Regions from separate parts of the Homo sapiens genome. Here regions 1 and 2 are each linked to region 3. A link is a contact called in ENCODE Hi-C data. All regions are on one chromosome and are shown on one strand. Each heading gives the region's core, a stretch centred on a gene start or an enhancer-like site at or near the end of the contact. The rest is flanking DNA. Distances are from core to core; before and after follow the strand shown. Region 1 has its middle 24 kb from the start of ZNF778. Region 2 holds the start of ZNF778-DT (ZNF778 divergent transcript). Region 3 holds the start of CDK10 (cyclin dependent kinase 10).

The links. A loop is a pair of places that touch in the nucleus more often than their neighbours do. Pooled maps may share reads with other maps.
Region 1: a map of ascending aorta shows a loop between it and region 3 (2.6-fold over the local background). The contact joins the enhancer-like site here to the promoter of CDK10 in region 3. A Hi-C loop is called at or near these places in 1 of 168 maps with a recorded cell type or tissue (ascending aorta), 1 of 37 single-sample maps with no recorded cell type and 8 of 50 pooled maps.
Region 2: a pooled map shows a loop between it and region 3 (8-fold over the local background). The contact joins the promoter of ZNF778-DT here to the promoter of CDK10 in region 3. A Hi-C loop is called at or near these places in 7 of 50 pooled maps.

What each region holds. Positions count from the first base shown.
Region 1 is chr16:89,239,942-89,242,895 of GRCh38, forward strand. No RefSeq gene overlaps it. Among named protein-coding and RNA genes, the nearest start is that of ZNF778, 24 kb to the left of the region's middle. RefSeq lists a silencer at 1,087-1,176 and an enhancer at 1,684-2,200. Within about 2 kb of position 1,495, at least 41 of the 41 ENCODE cell types and tissues checked have a DNase peak (open chromatin) inside an H3K27ac peak, as active enhancers do; they include ascending aorta, where a contact is called at or near this core.
Region 2 is chr16:89,216,266-89,219,214 of GRCh38, forward strand. ZNF778-DT (ZNF778 divergent transcript) reads right to left here and starts at 1,388. Exons shown (of 1, transcript NR_186410.1): 1 at 1-1,388. ZNF778 (zinc finger protein 778) reads left to right here and starts at 1,438. Exons shown (of 7, transcript NM_001201407.2): 1 at 1,438-1,645. RefSeq lists enhancers at 1-270, 1,220-1,269, 1,794-2,324, 2,325-2,854.
Region 3 is chr16:89,684,636-89,687,938 of GRCh38, forward strand. It overlaps CDK10 (cyclin dependent kinase 10), which reads left to right and starts at 2,054. Exons shown (of 13, transcript NM_052988.5): 1 at 2,054-2,162. The coding sequence starts at 2,076. It overlaps LINC02166 (long intergenic non-protein coding RNA 2166), which reads right to left and starts at 2,277. Exons shown (of 3, transcript NR_184152.1): 1 at 1,812-2,277; 2 at 175-1,040. RefSeq lists a silencer at 2,239-2,488.

The sequences.
Region 1 (2,954 bases), core at 245-2,744, 450 kb before region 3:
GGGCACAGACGTCTGATGGTGCCCAAGAAACCCAGGAGACAAAACTGATGCTTCCCTGTGGACACTGCAGCATCCTCTAAAGCCGCTGTAATTAAGGTATGTGACACATGACCAGGAAGCAGACAGATGGACAAAAATGGAATATCTGGAAATAGACCTAGCAACATGGAAATTTAGTTAATAAAGTGGGTATTTCAGATCAGTGGGGCAAAAATGCAGTTTGTAATGAAAGGTGCTAGGACAACTGGTGAGCTGTCTGAACAAGATGGTTTTACATGTATAAATTACACCGTTCAGGTCGAGTGTGGCGGCTCACGCCTGTAATCCTAGCACTTTGGGAGGCCAAGGGGGGGCAGATCAGTTGAGATCAGGAGTTCGAGACCAGCCTGGCCAACATGGTGAAACCCCATCTCGGGCAGGCGCAGTGGCTCGCGCCTGTGATCCCAGCACTTTGGGAGGCCGAGGCAGGCGGATCACGAGGTCAGGAGATCGAGACCATCCTTGTTAACACAGTGAAACCCCGTCTCTACTAAAAATACAAAAAAATTAGCCGGGCGTGGTGGCGGGCGCCTGTAGTCCCAGCTACTCGGGAGGCTGAGCCAGGAGAATGGCGTGAACCCGGGAGGCGGAGCTTGCAGCGAGCCGAGATCGCGCCACTGCACTCCAGCCTGGGCAGCAGTGAGACTCCATCTCAAAAGAAAAGAAAAGAAAAGAAAAACCCCATCTGTACTAAAAATACGAAAGTTAGCCAGGCATGGTGGTGCGGGCCTGTAATCCCAGCTACTCAGGGGGCTGAGGCAGGAGAATTGGTTGAGCCCGGGAGGTGGAGCTTGCAGTGAGCCGAGATGGCGCCACTGCACTCCAGCCTGGGTGACAGAGCGAGACCCCGCCTTCCCCCCGCCCCCCAAAAAATTACACCGTTCACAGGAATAAGCTGCAAATGGATCAGGGATCTAAATGTGGACAAAACGTGCACACGTGGGTGATGTGAATGGTTTCGGGGCGATTGGGAAGAGGGCCTGGCCAGCAGGGGGCGGTAGCGCAGGCAGACCGGGTTCCGCGGTGCCTCGCCGGCTTCGGGGTGGGGGTCACCGCTCAGAAGGGGAGGAGAGCGAGGGACTTCCGGGGGGAAGGGAGGAGAGCGAGGGACTTCCGGGGGGAAGGGAGGAGAGCGAGGGACTTCCGGGGGGAAGGGAGGAGAGCGAGGGACTTCCGGGGGGAAGGGAGGAGAGCGAGGGACTTCCGGGGGGAAGGGAGGAGAGCGAGGGACTTCCGGGGGGAAGGGAGGAGAGCGAGGGACTTCCGGGGGGAAGGGAGGAGAGCGAGGGACTTCCGGGGGTAAGGGACTCGGTGAGGAACTCGGGGGATCGGAGAGGGGCTCGTGTGCTGGGCGACAGTGACACACTCAGCAGCCCGGCGGGAGCCGCGGTCGGTACCGTCTGAAGGGCAGCCGGGGCTGGGGGACCGACAGCTCTCAGGTGTCGGTTTTTCTGTGGCTAGCGGATGTTTGGCACCATTTCACAGGGCACACAGGGCAGACGGGACCTAGATGACGACAGATCTGCGTGTTTGGGCTCTGTTTGAAACAGACCTCAGCCAGAGTCTTGAAGAGCAGAACCCGGAGTGTTGAAGTCACAAGAGATCAACATCCCTACGGTGTGAAATCCTGAAAACGGCAAATCCCAAAGGACGAAACGCCCGAAAATGATGTCATCCTTTAAGTGTTTTCTTCTTTTTTCTTTTCTTTTTCTTTTCTTTTCTTTTTTTTTTTTTTTTTGAGTCAGGATCTCGCTCTGTCGCCCAGGCTGCAGTGCAGTGCCGCTATCGTGGCTCACTGCAGCCTCAGCCTCCTGGGCTCGAGTGGTCCTCCCACCAGAGCCTCCCACACTGCTGGGATTACAGGCACCAACCACCTTGCGCAGCTAGAGAGTAATTTTTAAACTTCTTTAAAAGACAGTTAGACTGGACATGGTGGCTCACGACGGGAATCCCAGCAATTTGGGAGCTCAAGCTGGGGGGATCGCTAGAGTCCAGGAGTTTGAGACCAGCCTGGGAAACAGGGAGACCGTGTCTCTACGAAAAAAAGTTTAAAAAATTAGCCGGATGTGGTGGCTCACGCCTGTGCTTCCAGGTATTCTGGAGGCTGAGGCAGGAGAATGGCGTGAACCCGGGAGGCGGAGCTTGCAGTGAGCTGAGATCGCCCCACTGCACTCCAGCCTGGGTGACAGAGCTAGACTCTGTCTCAAAAAAAAAAAAAAAAAAAATATATATATATATATATACACACACACACACGTATGTGTGTGTGTGTATATATACATATATATTTACTATATATTTATATATGTTATATATATAAATATAGATAGATGATCAGGAAAGACGTGAGAATGTCTTCAGTTGACACCTCAGGCTGAGCATCAGCACAGAGGCAGCCCACAACAACAAAAAACACAACAGTCAACAAAACCAAAACCCAGCAAACCCTGGGGAATGGGGAGAGTCTGACTTTCAGAGTTATATTATTAGATTCAAACGTCTAATTTTTTTTTTTTTGAGACGGAGTCTCGCTCTGTCGCCCAGGCTGGAGTGCAGTGGCGCGATCTCGGCTCCCTGCAAGCTCTGCCTCCCGGGTTCACGCCATTCTCCTGCCTCAGCCTCCCGAGTAGCTGGGACTACAGGCACCCGCCACCACGCCCGGCTAATTTTTTTTGTATTTTTAGAAGAGACGGGGTTTCACCGTGTTAGCCAGGATGGTCTCGATCTCCTGACCTTGTGATCTGCCCACCTTGGCCTCCCAAAGTGCTGGGATTACAGGCGTGAGCCGCTGTGCCCGGCCTCAAACGTCTAATCTTTAACAAAAGTTCCAAGCGGGCCAAGGGCACAGATGCTGCCTGCACCTGCGCAGCCACCCACCGTCGACAGGAGAGCAGAGGCACCAGGCCTGCTCCCAC
Region 2 (2,949 bases), core at 138-2,637, 470 kb before region 3:
ATAAATAATAAATAAAACACATCCCAAACACTCATAGTGTTGAACCATTTAGCATGTGGTTGCTTTGTATACTTCGTGAAATTGTGTCCAATCTCTGCTAGCCATAGATAAGATAAATCCTGGGGCTCTAAAGACTGCAAGCCGTTGCTGCCCTTCAGAGCTTTGTGACTCAGACACCTGTCAGGCTGCTGAGAAACGTGATCTAGTCACGTCAGCCCTCCCCCTGTCTGATCTCCTTCTTCTCTGGGAGTTCTCTGCGCGCCCCCCGCCCACGCTCATTTTTTTCTCTTTTCTGAGTAGTGACCCCCAATTCGAAGCCTGTGGGTAATCTCATGGTGCGTGAGACTCCCTCACCCTCCAACCTGTCAAAGCTTGTGCGCCACCGCCACCTCCTGGGCACATCTTGTTTCTTAATCAGCCACGAAATCACGTGAACACTTCACATGTGGTTTTGTTTTGTTTTTCACATTTAGACTCCTGATCCGTTTGGAGTTTATCCCTGTGAGATCCAGAATTAATTTCATCATTTCTCAGACGGCTAACCATTTGTCTTAGCACCTTTCATTATAAACTGCATGTTTGTTCCACCGCTCTGAAATTATGTTTATGAACCAAATTTCCATGTTACTGGGTTGATGTCTGGATATTCCATTTGTTTCCTGTTCATGTGTCACTAGCACACAGTTTTAATGACAGAGGCTGTTTTCGCATCTGTCGGGCATTGCGCTTTTGTTTGTCCGCGTCGTCTGCGTTATGAGACATTTGTTCCTCCATGTGAACTCCAGGATCAATATGCCTGGTTCCAAAAAAAAAACCTTTTCGTATTGTTACTGGAATCATGTGACATTTCTGAATGAACCTTGGGAGAACCCCTGGTATCAGTGCTATTTTGCAACGTAGTATAGGTGGTCTTGGCTCCTACGGTACATTAGAAAAGTAACAGAAACGCATATTTGAAGCGAAAAATAGATGAACATTTACAGAAAAAAAAAATACCACATTGAAAATGCAGTGGAATCAACTGTTAAAAGTTCGGCGTGATGTTCAGACAGATAAAAAGGAACGGGGCCAGTGACTCCCTGCAGAGATCGAGAGAAGACCGAGCACTCCCAGCACCCGCGGGCTTCTCGCTGTGACCGAACCGCGGGCCGCGCTCGCGACGAGCACTTCCTGGCTGTACCCGCCCAACCGCGCCCTCCTGGTCTGTTCCGGCTCCGCAGTTGCGTCCAGAGGCCTGATCCTTACGTCCGCCTGGTCCTCCGGGCCTGTCTCTGCCTCCAGCCCGGTTCCCAAGGGCGCCCCGGGGCCCTCCCGCACCCTCGCGGAAGAAACTACTACCTCCCCGCACCATAGGCCAAAGCTTCGGCCCGGAGGCTGGAGGCGGAAGTGACGCCAAAGACGCGCCGGCCCCTCTTCCGGCGCCGGCCCCGCCTCCGCCTGTCTTACAGCTGATCCGGTTCTTGCGGCGGTGCGTGCTGGCGCCGGAGAGTTCCGCGCGTGTCCTCGGGCTGTCCGCGGGGAAGCTGGTCCGGGAGTGGGCGCCCGCCCGCCTGCCTCGCGCCTTGCGCCCCCGGCACCGCTTCCAGAAGGGAAAGTCGCCGCCGCTCGCGGTAGACCCGGGCAGCGCTTCCATTCCGCGGAGCTGGTGAGAGAGGGGCCCTTTGCTTCCTTCACTTTGAACAGGGCGTGTTTCTGTGAGAATCTGGCTTCGGCTTTGACGTTTTTTATTTGTTTCTGGCACATTGTGTTGGGACCGAAGCGTAAGGTAGACCCCTGAGCGCCCCGGGCGTGCAGCTCCCTGTGAAAGTTAGCCCGTGGGGGCCAGCGGGAGCGCGCGTCCCTCGCCGCCGGGACTTCCAGGCCCGGCCCTCGGGGCGGGAGGGATGCGGCCGTTGTCCCGCTGGTCTTGGAGTAATCGAATCCACGGTGAACAGTGTGTTTCGACTAACTGTATTTTTTCTCACGTTTTGCTTTAGAAAATCTGAATCTAATAAAAATGTGAACATCTGCTACAAGGAATATCCACTGCAATCGTTTTACTCCTTTTTAGCTTTGGGCCATGTTTTCTCTCTCCCCCAATAAATAAACCTTACGGTGAATTATTATTTGAGTGTAAGTAAGTTGAAATTAAACTGCACACATGATACTTAACCTTTAAATACTTGGTAAAGCGTCTGTTAAGGGTAAGGACATTATCCTACTGAAACCACAATATTAGTATTTCATCTAAGAAAATTAAAATTAGGCCGGGCGCGGTGGCTCACGCCTGTAATCCCAGCACTTTGGGAGGCCGAGGCGGGTGGATCACGAGGTCAGGAGACCGACACCATCCTGGCTAACACGGTGAAACCCCATCTCTACTAAAAATACAAAAAATTAGCCGGGCGTGGTGGCGGGCTCCTGTAGTCCCAGCTACTCTGGAGGCTGAGGCAGGAGAATGGCGTGAACCCGGGAGGCGGAGCTTGCAGTGAGCCGAGATGGCGCCACTGCACTCCAGCCTGGGCGACAGAGCGAGACTCCGTCTCAAAAAATAATAATAATAATTAAAAATAATAAGGTCCGCTGGGCACAGTGGCTCACGCCTGTAATCCTAGCACTTTGGGAGGCCGAGGCGGGTGGATCATCTGAGGTCGGGAGTTCAAGACCAGCCTGACTAACATGGAGAAATCCCGTCTCTACTAAAAGTACAAAATTAGCCTTGCATGGTGGCGCATGCCTGTAATCCCAGCTAGTCGGGAGGCTGAGGCAGGAGAATCGCTTGAACCTGGGTGGCACAGGTTGCGGTGAGCCAAGATCGTGCCATTGCACTCCAGCCTGGGCGACAGAGCAAGACTCCGTCTCAAAAAAATAAAAAAATAAAAAAATAAGAAGGAGGTCATCCACTGTCTACTTTGTGTAATATCTAGGATTCTCAACATTTTTCCAACATTGCGCTGTTGGGTATTTTGG
Region 3 (3,303 bases), core at 804-3,303:
GCCTCCCGAGTAGCTGCAACTACAGGCACCCGCCACCATGCCTGCCTAATTTTTTGTATTTTTTAGTGGAGATGGGGTTTCACTGTGTTAGCCAGGATGGTCTCTATCTCCTGACCTCGTGATCGACCCGCCTCAGACTCCCAAAGTGCTGGGATTACAGGCATGAGCCACCACGCCTGGCCAACACCCCCATTTTGTATACCACACTCAACTCCCCCATTTTCTACATGCTGATCAAAACCAATCTGAATGGAGTCTAGGTCTGGCTGTGGGCTGTTGGGAAGAGGCCCCCAAATCTGGCCATCAACTGGCCGCAAAACTGGCCATAAACAAAATCTCTGCTGCACTGTGACATGCTCATGATGGCCATGACTCCCACACTGGAATGAGGGCAAGGAACACCTGGCCCACCCAGGGCGGAAAACCGCTTAAAGGAGTTCCTGAACCACAAACAATAGCATGAGCGATCTGTGCCTTAAGGACGTGCTCCTGCTGCAGATAACTAGCCAGACCCATCCCTTTATTTCCCGTAAGAAGTGCTTTTAATCTATAATCTATAGAAACAATGCTTATCACTGGCTTGCTGTCAATAAATATGTGGGTAAATCTCTGTTCGAGGCTTTCAGCTTCGAAGGCTGTGAGACCCCTGATTTCCCACTCCACACCCTATATTTCTGTGTGTGTTTCTTTAATTCCTCTAGCGCCGCTGGGTTAGGGTCTCCACGACCGAGCTGGTCCCGCAGTGGGCAGTGGTTTGGGCCCGACCGAGCTGGTCCCGCAGTGGGCGGTGGTTTGGGCCCGACCGAGCTGGTCCCGCAGTGGGCGGTGGTTTGGGCCCGACCGAGCTGGTCTCGCAGTGGGCGGTGGTTTGGGCCCGACCGAGCTGGTCTCGCAGTGGTTTGGGCCCTGCTTGCTCGACTGGATTTCAACAGTGAAGCCAGATTAGAGGACATGCTGGCTGCCCCGATCCTGGACCTGGACCAATGGTGCTTCCTAAACATTCCATGTCAACTTTTCTTTTTCCACCTTCCAGGGCTGGGCTGTGAAAGAGATTGGAGAGGCAGGTGCCTGTGAGAGAAGCTTCTACCAGCCTGGGAAGTCAGGTCTTCCATGAGTGAGGGGAGGTATCTACTTTGCCAAACCTTGTTAGGGAATGCTGACATAGCTGCCTCTTCCTGCCCAGAAGCTAAGCTTGAATGCCACCCCTCACAGAGCTTCTCTCCTGTCTTTCACTCACTCCTGCTTATTTCTGTGACAGAACTTGACAGCATGGACATTGCCACTTGCTTCCTTCAGTCTCCTGGAGTCCCCATGTCCTGAACACAGAGGAGGCACCCAAATGCTTGCTGAAGCCACATCCCTGGACCAAGTGACCTGACCCTCACCTGGAGGACCTTCACCTTCACCTCTCACCTGGAGGACCCTCTCACCTGGAAGACTCTCTCACCTGGAGGACCACCCCACCTGAAGGACTCCCAACTGGAGGACCCTCTTACCTGGGGGACCCCCTCCGCTGGAGGACCCTCTCACCTGGAGGACCCTCTTACCTGGAGGGCCCTTCACCTGGGGGACTCCCCCACCTAGAGGATCCTCTTACCTGGAGGTCCCCTCACCTGGGGAACCCCCCCCCCACCTAGAGGATCCTCTTACCTGGAGGGCCCTTCACCTGGGGAACCCCCCCCCCCCACCTAGAGGATCCTCTTACCTGGAGGACCCCCCACCGAGAGGACCCTCCCCCCCCACCTGGAGGACCTCCCCACATGAAGGACTCCCACCTGGAGGACCTTCTTACCTGGGGGAACCCGTCTCACCTGGAAGACCTTCACCTGGGTAATCGCCGTGGCCTCCCACTACGGCGCAGCCGGGTCGGCTGCCCGGGCTTCACCCTAAAATAAGGCCCGAACTGCAGCAGTCGGAGCCGATCCCTGGAGCCCAGCGCCTAGGGCGGACCCGCGGGAGCGTCTCTTGGTAACCGTTGCTAAGGAGAGGAAGCCCGGGAAGGAGCTTTCGCGCCTGCGCCGCGGGGCCGTCCGCGTCTGCGCCTGCGCGCAAGAGAGGCGGGGCCAGCGCTCGGCATGGCGGAGCCAGATCTGGAGTGCGAGCAGATCCGTCTGAAGTGTATTCGTAAGGAGGGCTTCTTCACGGTGCCTCCGGAACACAGGGTGCGCGGGGTGCCACCCGGGCAGCTCTGCCCGCCTCGCTAGCGGCACTGCCCGGCTGGGTCTGGGGAGCCTCGTGTCGCGCTGCCGCGCCGAGGCTTCCGGCACGGGCGGGAACGACAGTCCCAGAGTTCCCCGCGGCGGGGGCGGAAGCCGGGGCGGGGCGGGCTCAGGACCCCCGACAGCCGGTCCCTGGAGATCTGAGGGGCCGGGGCGGGCTCAGGGATGCCTCGCGCCCGCGGAGAGACGGGCCCGGGACTTGGGAAGAGCAAGCTCCGGGATCCAGCTCGGGCGCTGCTGGGTTCAGCGCCCGAGCTGGGCTTTGCAGGCTGAGCCGCGAGCCACTTGTTTGTGGGGAGAATTTACACCCGCGACGAGTTCGAGCTTGAAGGCTCCCGCTGGGCTTGGGCTGCATGGAGCGGGGTCCAGCGCTGCCTGGCGGCTTCACGCGAACCCTGGGCGCGTCCCTTGCGGAGGTGCCGGTGCCTCCCTCTGCAGAGACCAGGAGAGAGCCTCTGGGCGTTGGGCGGTGTTGCCCAGGTGCACGGCTGGTGGGGGTGGAGAGCCCTGAACTTTGGCCGCTGGTTTGTGTTTTTAACTGCTGGCTGGTGCTCTGAGAGGCCAAGCCACGTGTTCAGTAAGAATCATTAACAGATCGTGGCTGGATGACAACAGGAGCCACACTTTACTCATCCAGACGTGCAGCAGGCGCTCACCGCGTTGAGAGCCGTGTGCTGGACTCTGGGGTGAAGTAGTGAGTTGGCCTTTTCTTTTTTGTTGTTTTTTTGAGACAGGGTCTAGCGCTCTCGCCCAGGCTGGAATGCAGTGGCGTGATCACGGCTCAGTGCATCGTCAGCCTCCTGGGCTCAAGTGATCTTCCTGCCTCGGCCTCCCAAGTGCTGGAATTACAGGCGTGAGCCACCGCCCCCAGCCTGGCCTGGCATTTCTTTGAGTTCAGGAAGTGTGACAAGGATTTGGACACCCAGAAATAAGCGTGTCGAGAAGAGCACAAGCAGAGGATGTGAGAAGGGGAATTAAGGCGGGAAAGGGAGTTTGAGACTAGGCCATCAGTGAGTGACAGGCCAGATGCTTCTGACTCGGTCCCCAGGTGTCAGGAAGGAATCAGACTGAGGACAAATGCGGC